5 separate regions of the Homo sapiens genome follow, and regions 1, 3, 4 and 5 are each linked to region 2. The links are chromatin contacts, found by Hi-C or POLR2A ChIA-PET in ENCODE. All regions are on one chromosome and are shown on one strand. Each heading gives the region's core, a stretch centred on a gene start or an enhancer-like site at or near the end of the contact. The rest is flanking DNA. Distances are from core to core; before and after follow the strand shown.

The links. A loop is a pair of places that touch in the nucleus more often than their neighbours do. ChIA-PET counts read pairs that join two places held with the same protein, here RNA polymerase II (POLR2A). Pooled maps may share reads with other maps.
Region 1: a pooled map shows a loop between it and region 2 (2.8-fold over the local background). The contact joins the enhancer-like site here to the promoter of KATNB1 in region 2. A Hi-C loop is called at or near these places in 1 of 50 pooled maps. POLR2A ChIA-PET finds 5 or more read pairs at or near these places in 2 of 52 experiments (HepG2 and activated CD4-positive, alpha-beta T cell).
Region 3: a loop to region 2 is called in a pooled map, with 7 times the contacts of the local background. The contact joins the promoter of MMP15 here to the promoter of KATNB1 in region 2. A Hi-C loop is called at or near these places in 9 of 50 pooled maps. POLR2A ChIA-PET finds 5 or more read pairs at or near these places in 9 of 52 experiments (CD4-positive, alpha-beta T cell, Caco-2, H1 and 6 more).
Region 4: a loop to region 2 is called in a pooled map, with 2.9 times the contacts of the local background. The contact joins the promoter of PLLP here to the promoter of KATNB1 in region 2. A Hi-C loop is called at or near these places in 1 of 37 single-sample maps with no recorded cell type and 1 of 50 pooled maps. POLR2A ChIA-PET finds 5 or more read pairs at or near these places in 3 of 52 experiments (GM12878, T-cell and naive thymus-derived CD4-positive, alpha-beta T cell).
Region 5: a loop to region 2 is called in a map of CD4-positive, alpha-beta T cell, with 5 times the contacts of the local background. The contact joins the enhancer-like site here to the promoter of KATNB1 in region 2. A Hi-C loop is called at or near these places in 7 of 168 maps with a recorded cell type or tissue (CD14-positive monocyte, CD4-positive, alpha-beta T cell, CD4-positive, alpha-beta memory T cell and 2 more), 7 of 37 single-sample maps with no recorded cell type and 21 of 50 pooled maps. POLR2A ChIA-PET finds 5 or more read pairs at or near these places in 3 of 52 experiments (GM12878, T-cell and naive thymus-derived CD4-positive, alpha-beta T cell).

What each region holds. Positions count from the first base shown.
Region 1 is chr16:57,376,027-57,378,726 of GRCh38, forward strand. The region is part of intron 1 of CX3CL1 (C-X3-C motif chemokine ligand 1); the gene reads left to right. Among named protein-coding and RNA genes, the nearest start is that of CX3CL1, 4.9 kb to the left of the region's middle. RefSeq lists an enhancer at 2,565-2,700. Within about 2 kb of position 1,350, at least 5 of the 41 ENCODE cell types and tissues checked have a DNase peak (open chromatin) inside an H3K27ac peak, as active enhancers do.
Region 2 is chr16:57,734,418-57,737,117 of GRCh38, forward strand. KATNB1 (katanin regulatory subunit B1) reads left to right here and starts at 1,353. Exons shown (of 20, transcript NM_005886.3): 1 at 1,353-1,438; 2 at 2,561-2,700. LOC107984852 (a long non-coding RNA gene) reads right to left here and starts at 2,227. Exons shown (of 2, transcript XR_001752221.3): 1 at 2,019-2,227; 2 at 1-1,190. RefSeq lists enhancers at 1-181, 811-920, 900-1,194, 941-1,110, 2,479-2,548 and a silencer at 1,421-1,660.
Region 3 is chr16:58,024,323-58,027,022 of GRCh38, forward strand. It overlaps MMP15 (matrix metallopeptidase 15), which reads left to right and starts at 1,432. Exons shown (of 10, transcript NM_002428.4): 1 at 1,432-2,190. The coding sequence starts at 2,029. RefSeq lists enhancers at 41-628, 629-1,214, 1,447-1,996, 2,547-2,700 and a silencer at 1,441-1,580.
Region 4 is chr16:57,283,353-57,286,052 of GRCh38, forward strand. It overlaps PLLP (plasmolipin), which reads right to left and starts at 1,320. Exons shown (of 4, transcript NM_015993.3): 1 at 1,054-1,320. The coding sequence starts at 1,188. RefSeq lists an enhancer at 398-1,059 and a silencer at 1,104-1,513.
Region 5 is chr16:57,302,878-57,305,577 of GRCh38, forward strand. No RefSeq gene overlaps it. Among named protein-coding and RNA genes, the nearest start is that of TRL-CAG2-2, 3.7 kb to the left of the region's middle. RefSeq lists an enhancer at 1,281-1,330. Within about 2 kb of position 1,399, at least 20 of the 41 ENCODE cell types and tissues checked have a DNase peak (open chromatin) inside an H3K27ac peak, as active enhancers do; they include GM12878, where a contact is called at or near this core.

The sequences.
Region 1 (2,700 bases), core at 100-2,599, 360 kb before region 2:
TAATACTCCCTTTGCAGGAATGTTGGGAATTAAAGAGAGCAGATGTGTACATGCTGGACACAGGGTCCAATACACAGTAGGTGTTCAATTAAAAAAAATAAATAAAACCTCTGATACTTTGTGTGCCTAATTTACCTGTCCATCAGGCTGGGAGCCTTCTGAGGCCAGAGGCATTCCTTGTTCATCTCACTGTACCTCACAGCACCCAGCACAGGGCCTGGCAAGAGGAACCAGCATTTGTTGGTTGACTGAATAAACAGAGTGATCTGATGGCATTTATTGGGATGGAAGCACTCTCTTCAAACTCAGCACCAGTGCCTATGGGAGAAAGAGCTCAAGGTTAAGGATAAGAGGGCCTGAGATTTTTGTATATACTCAAAAGTAATTCCAGCCAGTGTTGGCTGAATCAGGAAGTGGATGGATGGATGGATGGATGGATGGATGGATGGATGGATGGATGGATGGGTGGATAGATGGATGAATGGATGGATGGATGGATGGGTGGATGGATGGACAGATGGATGGATGGAAGAAGGGATGGGGAGGGGATGATGAGGGATGGATGAGTAGGTGAGATAAAAGGGGGCGGAAGATTGACAGGTGGTAGGTAGGGGAGAGGGAGTGGGTAGATGGATGAATGGAGATGAATAGGGGTTGGGCAGGAGGTGGCAGGTGGGCGAGGAATGGGTAGAAGATTGATAAGAGTGGGTGGACGGGTGGATGGATAGGTAGATAGATGCATTAAAGAGAGATAAGTAAACTGAGACTAATTTCATTCAATGAATATTGATTGAGTATCCACCTTGTGCTTGATGCTGGGAAACTATGATACCAAGACAGACAAGGTCCCTGCCTTCCTGACACTCCTATGACAGATAATATATGACTGGCTGGATGAGGCATTGTCTCCATTTACAGAAAGGAAAATTTCAGCTCTGAGAAGGGACAGGCTCCCCAGGTCAGTTAAACAATCTTCCTGGCAGAACCAAGAACTGAGCCGGGCCAGGACCATTCAGGGACCGTGGCAGAGGGTGGGGACTTTGGAGACAGGATGACTCTGTGGCTCTTTAAAGCCCTGGAGGTGGGCAATGGCTTTTCCCATCTTGGATTTGGGGAGCACAGAATGGACCTTCTTTCCTATCCATTGGGCAGCCTCCCTTGCCTCCTCCTGTCTCTGGTCACTCAGGGGCACCGTATTTTCTGGGGCTTCCCAAAGAAGACACCTGCAGGCCATTTTAGGGGACTGCCACCTGGCTCCACTCAATAGGGCCTGGGGAGGCTGCAGGTGAGTCAGTCTGAGGTTCCATTGCAGAAGGAGGGTGGCCAGCCCACACAGTGACTTTTATATCCTGGTTACTCAGAGAGAAAGGACAGCCCTGTGACCTGGGGAGCCCCTCCTGCACACAGCCCCCAACCCCCTGAAGCTACTAGTGCTTCTCCTTGATGACTCAACCCAGACCTGCCGGCCCTAAACCACCTTCCCACAAAGCAGGGTGGGCCAAAGCTAAGGGGGAGCGATGGAGAGAGGAAGCAGCAGACTCTACAAAGTCTCTCTGTGTGTGCAAGCGTGCATGTGCCTGTATTTGGGAAAGTGGTGTATGTTTGCATGGCCACATATATGTAAATATTTATGCATGAGCAGTTCGTGTTCTGGTGGAGCCCAGGGATGCCCTGGGGGTTTCCCAGGCTCTGAAGGGCTAGATAAGATCAGCTTGCTCTCTTGACTGCCCTGGTCTCCAGATGTTTGCAAAACCCTCTGGGGTCTTGCTTTTGCTGCATATAACCTTGACTCAGATCTGAAACTCAAGCTCTTCCTTGTTTTTTATACTCATCCTCCTTGAGCTCAAGCTAAGCAGAAGAAAATTTGCTGGAGATTATAGAGGAAGAGAAAAGGTGGAAATTCAATGTAAACAACTTCAAATGTTTATATCAAATAGTTGGGTTTATTTGTCCTGTCCCGGGGTTTCTCTCTGGTTCCACGTGACACTCAGCTACTGCCTGCCCCTTCCGCCCCACTCTGCCCCCACCTTATTCATACCGTCCATCTCCAACCCTCCTCCTTACTCTTCTTGCTCCAGGAATTTCAAATGCCTCTTCCCTCCTAGGCAGGATGACTCAGTACCTTTCAGCAACTGCTCTCGGGCTCATTCTGGCTCTCAGCAGCAGAACAAAGGATCATCTATTCAGCAGACCCCACCTTCCTTAGAAAGCAGTTGTACTTATATATTTTTTAAAAAGTTTATTGCTGGGCATAGTGGCTTACATCTGTAATCCCAGCTATTCCGGAGGTTGAAGTGGGAGAATCACTTGCGGTCGGGGTTCAAGACCAGCCTGGGCAACATAGCAAGACCCTGTCTCTTAAAAAAATTAGCCAGGCATGGTAGCAGGCACCTGTAGTCCCAGCTACTTGGGAGGCTGAGGCAAGAGATCTCTTTTTTTTTTTTCTTTTTTTTTTGAGACGGAGTCTTGTTCTGTCACCCAGGCTTTAGTGCAGTGGTATGATCTCAGCTCACTGCAACCTCTGCCTCCCGGATTCAAGCAATTCTCCTGTCTCAGCTTCCCGAGTAGCTGGGACTAAAGGTGCACACCATCATGCCAGGCTAATTTGTGTATTTGTAGTAGAGACAAGGTTTCACCATATTGATCAGGCTGGTCTCAAACTCCTGACCTCAGATGATCTATCTGTCTCGGCCTCCCAAA
Region 2 (2,700 bases), core at 103-2,602:
TGACTCACGCCTGTAATCCCAGCACTTCGGGAGGCTGGGGCGGGTGGATCACCTAAGGTCAGGAGTTCAAGACCAGCCTGGCCAAAATGGAGAAACCCCGTCTCTACTAAAAATATAAAAACTAGCCTTAGCCCGTCGTGGTGGCGGGCGCCTGTGGTTCCAGCTACCCAGGAGGCTGAAGCAGGAGAATCTGAAGCAGAAGGCTGAAGCAGAAGGCAGAGTGGGGACTCCCCCACGCTTTGGCTTTCAGAACAAGGGTTCGAATTCTGGGGCTATTACTTTCTGACCGTGTGGTTTTCTGCAAGCATCTTAACCCGGGCCTCAGTTTCCTCATCTGTAAATGGGAACAGGAATTCCTACCTCTTATGGTTGTACTGGGCGTTATGTGAGCCCAAGGAGCCCTGACCTGCGGTGAGAGGCTGGAGGCCGAAGGGCAAGGTTCGAGGGGCTCTGGGTGCCTGGGACAACCTCTGGGCAACAGGGAGAGGCGGCTGCGGGGCCAAGTCCCTCCTAAGCGGCCACGCGAGAGGCCCTGAGTCGAGAAGGGTTACGGCGCTTCCCAGAGCCCACCCCGCCCAACGTGTCACAAATAAAGCTGGCCTTTCTCCGATTCCCTGATTGCAGCCATTCAGGGAGCAGCCCCTTGCCCACGCATCCATTAGTCGAGGCGGTGGCTGCGTGTGCAGTGCTACAGGGTTCAGCGCCTGCCTCGGCTCCGGAATCAGGCTGTTTCCTTCTAGACCTCCCATGGGGGATTCAAGCCGGCGTCCGGGTCAAAGAACAGGGACAAAGTCCTCCTGCCACGGGGGACCATCTGCAGGCAAAGTGAAGAATGAGGAGCTTCGGCAAAATGCCGACTAAGGCCTCCTTAGGTTTTGCCCCACTCCAAGATGGAAGGCCTGAGGCTTCACACTGCCCCCGAAGTTCCTTTCCCATTGGCTATCTGGGAATTGAGTTTTCCAATAATGCGGACGCTGATTGGTCAATCCAGGACGGTTGCTCAAGCCATTGGCGCAGCCGCCATTGGAGGGCGGCTCTCAAAAGTTTTCAGACACAAATTAGGTTCGAGGGAGGAAACGGAGAGGAAAGGGAAAACTTGAGACGGAGGCGGGACTAAGGAAACGGCAGCTTGCATTGGTTTATTAGAGGCCAAGGGGCGGCTCTTGAACGTTCCTTCCTCTTGATTAGTCCTATTTAGGAAAAGAGGGCGGGTACTGAGGAAAAGCGGCAGAAGCGCCTGCTTCCATTGGTCAGTCCTGGCAGGAGGCGGAGCACCCGCGGCAGCTGATTGGTGCGGGAGGCAAGGTGGGCGGGGCTCTGAGCCGGAGGTTTTGTTGTGAGGGTCGGTTGTCAAGCAGCGGCCAATCAAGGCAGGGGATGGAGGCAAGTGGGGGTCGCGCCTGGAGCGGAGCCTCGGCCTCCGGAGCCGCAGCTGCAGGTGGAGTGGGCAAGGGGACGAGGTGGCGAGGGGACGGTGGGCCCTGGGCTGGGCCGAGCCAGGCGGGGCTGGCTGGGCTTGCGGGCAGAGAGCTCTGAGCGTGGGGAGGCTAGAGCCCGTACTCCGCAAGCAGAGGGTTGGGAGGATCAGCCGTGGCCGAGGGACCTGCCCCCGCCCCCGGACGAGAGGGGTCGGGGTGGAGGCCGGAGGGGGCAAAACCAGGGAGGCCGGAAGCAGAGCTGGGGGTCTGCAGAAGGACAGGTAATGAATAGGGAGAAGAGAAGTAGGAGAATGAATGAATGGGAGACCCCGCGAGCATATGGGAAAGGGCAGTAACGGGAGTCTGGCGAGGCAGGGGCCACGTGAGGGATATCGGGAGACAGGATGTGCATAAGTGGGAGACTCAGGGGGCAGGGAGAAAAGGGGGTGTGAACGGAGGACTAGAGAGGCAGACCCGGGGACCCAGGAGAAAGGGGACGGAGGGGAGCGGGCTCATGGGAAAGAGGTGAAGTGGCTGTGGGAAGGAGGTGGGAGGCTCCATGAGGAGGCCTTTTAGAGTTGAAGAGTCATAGCCACTTACGCCCAGACTGGAGGCCTAGTTCCTAGCTCTGTCCTTGGGAATCGCAGGGAGCAGGAGCGGTTCCCTTGCCAGGAGCTGGGGAATTGGACCATCAGGGTCGTCTTCGAGATTCTTTCCAAGGAGGACTTCAGTGGCCGTCTCTGGGATGCCTTTCCTAGGCCCCTAAGCTTAGCTTCTGACTCCGCTCTCCCACATCCCACACGTCAGACAAAAACAACGACTCGCAGGAAATCTATGTGAATTGCAGACACGTGGTCTTCTCCGCCCCACTGCGGCTGCTGCACTTTAGGCAGCCAGCATCCCGGAACAGAGCTGCAGCTCATTATCCTGGCCTCTGGGAGGAGTTTCTTTTTCCTTACGTTCCAAATCACCCTACCTGAGGTGCCCCCTCTGCAGATTCCCAAACCTAATTTGCAGTGCAGCTTCTGACTCTGGTGGCTTTGGTGGGTGTCAGTCTTTATCAAGTGGTCTTGGTGATCCAGGGAGCAACAGCTCTTACCAAGCATTTTCTAACATGACGTCACCTCTTGTTTGTATTGCAGCCCTGTATTGAGCTGAGATGGCTCGAGCCTAACATTCCATGATCCAGGATCGTGACAGATGTGCACAGGCTGCTGCTGTTGCTGCTGTGGGTAATTTGGAACCACGAGGCACCCCAGGGCCAGAAGACGAGGCATTCTGT
Region 3 (2,700 bases), core at 182-2,681, 290 kb after region 2:
CAGGCTTGAGCCACTTTACCTAGCCCCAAACTTTTTAAAATTGGCTAATCGGGACTAAATATCATGAAAGAGTGCGACGTGGTCGGTTAAACAAGGACAACCCCGTTGTCCGTGTCTGAAGACCACTGCACATTTCCCAAAAGCAAATTTCGAAGTGGAGAATTTAGAAACCAACTTCCCAGATGAAGGATCCCACAGAGAAGTGAGTCCGTGGAAATGATAGAATCGCCCGGTTCCTTTCTCTAAACTCCGACTTCCTTTCCCCAAGGACATCCCAGGAGGGTTCAAACGCGCCCTCTCTAAGGCACTCTGCCAGGTCTCCTGATTTCCAGTTTCCGGGAGGTGAGGCCGGCTAGGGTGCCCCGAGGGCCTGCTCTAGAGAAAACCGCCCTCAGGTGAGGACGGCTTCCATTTCCGGGTCTGAAGATAAGGAACAGCTTATCTTCGGTCTCCGCCCTCCTGCCTGCAACCCTCACCCACTGACCACGCCGGCCAGTCCGCCGCGCCAGGGCTGCCCTTGGCCTGGTCCCCGGGTCTCGGTGGACCTTCGACCCGGGCCTCCCAGCTCTGGCCTCCTGCATCCACCCCGCCCCGACCTCAAGCTGCTTCCGGAATAGAATGAAATCCAGCTCGTTAAGCTTCGCGGGGAGGTGTGTCCACCCGCCCCGCGCCGACTCCGGCCGCACTGTCGCACTTCACTCGCACCAGCCAGTGGCCAAAGTGCTTGGGCACCTATTGCGCCAGGCCAGGAGCCGGAAGTCTTACCTCGCCCTCACCCCAACTCTTTGCCCCACGTTCCCGATAAGAACATGGAGGCTCGGAGAGATTAATTTGCCCACGTGCAAGCGGCAGCTAAGGGGCGGACGCGGAACTTGAACCGTGTCCCTCCTAAACCTGCCCCTTGTCCGCCGCAACGCGCCCTCGACGCGCACAAAACCCTCACTTTGCTACTGAGGAAAGTTATTCAATGGCCAGAGACACCCTGCGGCTTTTGAAAAGAGGTTTCAGGCTGACAAATATCCATATATACATATATATTTATATTTAAGCCTAAAACGACTCTTTGATCCCTCCCCTAAGACCTCCTTCCCGTCCGCCTAGGCCTCGGTATCCCCCACCAGGTATGAGAAGGAGGAGTCTTCATTCTTCCCAGGCGGGGAGACCACGCCTTCCCTGCCTCCTCCCTCCGCGGGGGGTCGCGTTGGAGGTCACCCCCGCCCCCTAGGCGCTGGGTTGGGAGTGACGCGGGGTGGGCTGGAGAGGTTTCCTGCCGTCTGGGAAGCGTAAACGGACCGCCCACCTGTCGGGCCTCGGCCGCCCGCACCTGCTTGTGAGAAGCCTGCGGCTGGGGCACCGCCCCCGGTCCCCGCCCGGGTCCGCGCATTGGGAGCACACTGGCCCTTTAAGAGCGCGGCGGCCGCGGCGCGCGGGGAGGAGGGCTGGGAGCGCCCGGAGCCGCGCTGAACTCGCCGGGGACGTCGGGCGCCCGCTCCTTGGCTGGCTCGCTTGCTCTCTCGCTCGCTCTCTCGGGTCGGCTCCCTGCGCCTCCTCCCGGGACTGCTTGGGGACCCGGGCCCGGTCGGGCGCGGCGGCGAGCAGAATCCCCGTGCAGGAGGCGCGCGCTCCGGGCAGCGCCCGGCCCCGGGCATGGACAGAGGGAGCTGGGCGCGCAGGGAGCGCCGCGGGACCGGGCGGCCGGAGCGCTGAGCCAGACAAAGGCTCCGGAGTTGCGCTTGCTCTCGGGAGCCGGGCCCCAGGCGCTGGGCGCCGAGGCTGCGGAACCTCGCCGGGGGCAGCTCCGGTCGGCCCCCTTTCCCGCCGGCTGGTTCCGAGCTCCCGGACCTGCCCTGCCCGCTTCTCCTCGGGCTTGGGAATTTGCCGAGGCGACCTAGGCGGCTCCGGCGGGGACCGGGAGCCCGAGGTCCGCGGCGCGCCTGCCGGGCCAGGAGCCAGGGAGCGTCGCAAGTTTCCAAGGCGCGTGCGAGGATCCGGCGTGCAGTGTTCCGAGCTGGGCTGGGCGCCGAGAGCATGGGCAGCGACCCGAGCGCGCCCGGACGGCCGGGCTGGACGGGCAGCCTCCTCGGCGACCGGGAGGAGGCGGCGCGGCCGCGACTGCTGCCGCTGCTCCTGGTGCTTCTGGGCTGCCTGGGCCTTGGCGTAGCGGCCGAAGACGCGGAGGTCCATGCCGAGGTAAGACCCCCGCCCTGCCCTTTGGCTGCGGGCTGGGGGCTTGGAGGGAGAGGCGCCACGTCCGCAGGCTGGGACTTGGAGGTGGAGGGAGCGGAGACGCGCCCCCTGTTCTGGGCCGTGGCGGGGAAGCAAGCGGACTTGGCAGTCTGCCCCTCCCCAGCTCGCCCTCTGCAGCGCACCTCTTCGCAAACCCTTGAGGGCGCAGGGCCTCGCTCTCCTCCCCGCTACTCCTACAGCCCTGTTCTGGGCACTGAGCCCCCACCCCGACCCCCTTACATTCAGCCTGTGTCCCGGGAGCCGCTTCCGCCGCCCCCAGCCCTTGCCTCCCCTCCTTCCTTCCCTCCAGGGCAGCCGATTCCTCGAGAGCCCGGCTGGCGCGCAGTGGCGCTCTTTGCGAGTGGGGAGGGGGCTGCTCTCGGGGACAGCCACAGGCGGAGCAAGAGCTGGGCGGCTGGGCAACTGCGCTCCTGCCCAGGTGGCCTCCCGTCTGGGTGATACCGAGCCGCGCAC
Region 4 (2,700 bases), core at 70-2,569, 450 kb before region 2:
GGGAGACTGGACCTCAGCCCAGGGTCTGGCACCAAAGCAACCACCCTGCCCTCTAGCTTGGGCCTCGCAGCAGCGCTAGCACCCAGCAATAGGAGACAATGGGAAATGTCCACTCGCTGGATTGCTAAGAAATACAGGTCCTGGCCCAACTCCAATTCCACCTGAGTCCTCTGAAAATGTATCAGGCCCTCACCCACCCAGGGCACCCACCCAGCTTCCAGACCCTCACGAAAGGGTGGCAGAGGAAGAAGCTAACATCCGGGCCTGTGGCTGGTGTGGGAGTGGAGGATGTTCCCATGGGTCCGCCTCAGTTGGGGTCTGTACAGGGGTCTGGGAGAGAGTAGGAGTCTTGCCCCTGGCTACCCACAAACCCCTCCCTCCAGCGATATCTCGGTCCCGTGGGGCTGGCTAAACCGGCTGAAACCTGGCGGGTCACCCAGAGAAAGCTAGAAGAGCCCGGCTCCCGCGCGGGCGCCCACAGGGTAGTGCCTGAGTGTGCGTGTTGGGGAGTCGGATGTGCCCTCTAGATTAGATGAGGAATGTTCATGGGTGCGGCCACCCGGAGCCGCTGGGAGCGGGACAGAAGGTGGTCAGAGAGTGGACTTTGCCTCAGACTGGGTTCCCTAGAGGGCTGGGGGCACTGTCCGGGCAGAAAGAGGGGTGAAAAAGAGAGAGGAGGGAAGGGAGGGCTGGGAAGGGTTGGCGGGTTGTGCGCAGTGACTGTGGCTCCGGTGGGGGCTTCTGTGGCCGCTGGTAACCACCTTGGAGGGGGCACGATGGGGCACGGGCAGTGGGCACTCTGTACACGGTGCAGGGTGCTCACGCTCGCAGCGACGGCCACGGGGTAGTGTCGTGGTGAGAGGGATGCAGGGCGATCTTGGGGGCGTCCGTGCGGGAAGCGCCCTAGGGGTACGCGCAGCGCGTCGGTGACAGTGTGAGCCCGGGTGGGGAGCGCAAGGTTCGCGAAAAATGAACGCAGCGCCGGAGTCCCTCACCCATCCTGGCCGGACCGGGAGCCCCCGGCCAACCCCGTGGGCCCGCGCGTGCTCTCACCAGCTGCAGCAGCATGAGCGCCCCGAGGCGGGAGCGCACGAAGCCCAGGTCCGGGCGCAGCGCCGACACCGAGGCTTCGGCGCCCTGCGCAGGACTGCTGGTCCGCGTGCTAACTTTCGACGGGAACTCGGCCATGGCGGCTCCGCTTGCCTCCCGAGGTCGCTACGGCCGCCGTCGCCGCCCCTCCAGCGGTGGGTGCCGGCTCCCGCGCCGCTTTTCCCCCAGGCTCCGGATCCCTGTGTGGCTCCAGGCGCTGCAGGAGGCGTCGGGGCTGGGAGCCTGGGGCGCCAGGTGCGGCCGAGATCCCGGCTCCGCCCCCGCCGCCGGGGCCGCCCCCTTAACCCTTTGCTCGCCGCCGCCGCCCCAGCCGCGACCGGTTCGTGGGCAGCCGCGTCCACTCCCCGGACCAGTAAACAACCCCGGGTCCGTGAATCGGCTCCGCCAGCACCAGCCTAGACCGCTTCGCCGGCCTCCCCCGGGGCAAGCCGCCCGCTGGGAATTTCCCGGCTCTCGCCCAGGCCGTGGTAGCTTCCGCGCCTAGGGATAAACTTGTGGTAGCTCGCGGGGGACACCGCTCTCCCAGGCGCTTTCTACGCGCTGTGCACCCTCGGCCTAGGCCCCGGCGCAGCGACTCTTGAAGAGTCCCGGGAGAAGGCTGGATGCGGTGGCTCCTGCCTCTGATCGCAGCACTTTGGGAGGCTAAGGTGAAAGGATAATTTCAGGCCAAGAGTTCGAGACCAGCCTGGGTAACACAGTGAGACGCCCCCCCTCCCCCCGTCTGTATTTTATAGAAAAGAAAGTAAAGAAGAATCCTGGGAGACCCAGCGCGGGGAAGGGGAGGGTCTGGGTAAGCGGTGGGTAAGCGGTAGAAGGGGGAGGTCCTTTTCTGCCTATTAATGCTGTTTTCACTTCTGAACATATTTTATATAACTTAGATGATCGCGGAGCCTCAGTTTCCTCGTCTGTCATATAGATACGAAGGAAACCTGCCTCACAGAGCGTTGTAGGGAATAAATGAAATATTCCCCAGAAAGCTCCTGACAGCGTGAGGGAGGAGGGGTCACTCAGAAGATGGGAGGTCATATACAGTTTCATTGCCACACATGCACCCTAAAATACTTACACACACACACACACCTCTTGAGCCTAGAGGTTTGCACAGATAGGTCATCATGCATTCATCAACCAATGTTTGCTGAACACCTACTACATGCCAGGCCCTGTGGATACAGCAGGAAACGAAGTAGACAAGGCCTTCTTGGCTCCCACATTTTTTTTTTCCCAAATACCCACTTAAAAAGAGAGCCACTTAAAAAATTGTTTTTAACTGACATGTAATATTAGGTTGGTGCAAAAGTTATACGGTTTTTGCATATAAAAGTATAGCAAAAACCGCAATTACTTTTTCGGCAACCTATAATTGTACCTAAATATGGGGTACCATGTGATGTTTTGGTACCTGTGTACGTTGTGTAAAAAAATCAAATCAAGGTACTTAGCATATCCATCACCTCATACATTTATGGCTTCTTTGGGGTGAGAACATTCAAAATCCCCACTTCTAGCTACCATATTTTGAAATATACAATATTAGGGCCAGGCGCTGTGGCTCACGCCTATAATCCCAGCACTTTGGGAGGCCAAGGC
Region 5 (2,700 bases), core at 149-2,648, 430 kb before region 2:
AGCCAGTGCAAAGGCTCTGAGGCAGAGAGAAATATAGTCTGTTGGAGGGACAGCAAGGCCAGTGTGGCAGGGGTAAGGTGATGGGAAGGTTCAGGCCATATCACACAGGGCTGGAGTGCCAGGGAAAGGAGTTTGGATTTTCTTCTGTGATGGAGTAACTGCTGTGTTTTTGTTTGTTGTTGTTGTTGTTTTGACACAGGGTCCAGCCCTGTGGCCCAGGTTGGAGTCCAGTGGCACAATCTTGGCTTACTGCAGACAATCTCCTGGTCTCAAGCAATCCCTGCCTCAGCCTCCCAAGTATTTGGGACTACAGGTGTGCACCACCACACTTGGCTAATTTTTATACTTTTTGTAGAGACAGGATCTTGACACTTTGCCCAGGCTGTTCTCGAACTCCTGAGCTCAAGAGATCCTCCGGCCTTGGTCTCCCAAAATGCTGAGATGATAGGTGTGAGCCACTGTGCCCAGCCTGGAGTGTTTTAAGCAGGGGAGTGGCATGGTCCTGAGGGCCCTTCAAAAACTATCCCTTTGGCTGCTGTGTGGAGGATGGACGGCAGGCCAAGGGAAGAATTGGAAGTCCAGGGGGAAGGCCAGGGCAGGGAGGGTAAGAGATGATGATGGCTGGACCAGGGAAGTGGAGATTGCAAAAGGTGGTAGAATTCAAGATTCAGGATGTGTTTTGGGGTAAAACACACAAGCCCTGCTGGCTGGCTGGTGTGTGTGTGGGGTGTCAGGGTGGAGAGAGAGGATGTAGGGATGCAATAGGAGGTCACGAAGGCCATAGGGGAGCCAGGTTACTAGATGCTTGGTTTCCCTTGAAGGCAAGGGCTTTGAAGCAGGGGCTGCTAGCTTCCCACTTTCACCCCATTTTGCAGACCAGGGAGGTAAGGCTCAGGTGGGCTGAGTGACTTGCCCAAGGTCCTCTTTGGGGCAGAAGCCCTGCACTCTCCACCTCTGGGACCCTCCCTTCATTTCTTGCATCACCAACCTTTCTGAGTGCACATCATTTTAGAGAGAAGGGAACAGAGGTAGCGCCAGAGCTGGAGCCCACACCAGCCCCGCCCTGCCTGCTGCCCTCCTGGCCGGCCTGGGAGAAAGTGCTCCCTTGATGGGGCTCAGCACCAGGTTCCCACACAGCTCTGTCTCTTGGGTTTGGGTGGATGATCAGGTGTCCCCCCTCGACACCTTTCATGTGACACCCTCCTGGCCTGGAGGAAGCCTTGTACCCCTAGGTCCCTGAGACCAAAATTGGGAAGGGAGAAGGCCACCATTTCTGTTTATGTCCTGTTTCCACCTTATCAGCAGCCTAGACGCCAACAATGAGCCCTGTGGGACAGGCCTCACCCATTCCCTGCTCCGGACATTTGTCCAGCTTGGGGAAAAAAAAGTCCCCTGGGTGGAGCTTGAAAAGCCCACAAGCAGCTGGGGAAGCCCCGACGTGGCTCTTCCTGTACTTTGCCCTACTTTGCACAGATGAAGTCAGATGGCCAAATGAGGACCTAGTGTTTGTCCAGCCAAGGTGCCTGAAAGGGGTAATTCCTAGCATTCCTGGGACTTCAGCACACATCACCAGCCCTCCCAGGGACAAGTGTGGCAAGAAGCTGAGTATTAGTGAATGTTTCCTTTCCATCCATTACCTCACTTAATGTTCAGCACAGCACCACAACACAGGTCATCATTACCCCCATTTTACAGGAAAGTGAGGCTCAGAGAGACCACATGAATTACCCAGAGTCACACAGCTGATAAATGGAACTTGATTTGTCTGGCTCAAAACTCCTTGAGGCCAGGTGTGGTGGCTCACACCTGTAATCCTAACACTTTGAGAGGCCGGGGTGGGAGGATCGCTTGAGCCCAGGAGGTCGAGGCTGCAGTGAGCCGTGATCATGCCACCTCACTCCAGCCCGGGCAACAGAGTGAGATGCTGTCTCAAAAACAAAACAAAACAAAACAAAACAAAACAAAACCCCTTCTTGAATGCTGTGTGCCTAGCATTGTGCCAAGCACTTTCTTTACATTGTCTCCTTAATAAAGGCCATGAGGCCGGGCGCGGTGGCTCACACCTGTAATCCTGGCACTTTGGGAGGCCGAGGCGGGCGGATCACCTGAGGTCAGGAGTTCGAGACCAACCTTACCAACATGGTGAAACCCCATCTCTACTAAAAATACAAAAAATTAGCCAGTCATGGTGGCAGGCGCCTGTGATCCCAGCTACTCGGAAGGCTGAGGCAGGAAAGTTGCTTGAACCCAGGAGGCAGAGGTTGCAGTGAGCCGAGATCGTGCCACTGCACTCCAGCCTGGGCGCGACAGAGCGAGACTCCATCTCAAAAAGAAAAAAAAAAAAAAAGCCACGAGGGCTTGCCAATTCACATGGCAGGATGGACTTTGAGATGCTGTTTTTAGTCCTGTTTGTTTTCATTATTAAAGGAGATTTAAAAGAAAGGGTAGGATTTTCCCAGTAAGGCAGTCCAAGTAGCATGGCCAAGCTTTTGTTATTTAGGCTCTGGTTTTCTTGGCTGAGGGTGGAGGGCAGAAGCCACAGGGTGCCAGGAGCAAATGCCTGTTAAAGTCCTTGTTTGGACATCTTGACCACTGAGGGGAGAAGCCAGGCCAGCCCCAGGGGAATGGGGGAATCTGGAGGTGAAGTGGATGAGGCAGGCAAAGATGTCTAACAGGATGGGGTAGGGAAAATTTGGTCCC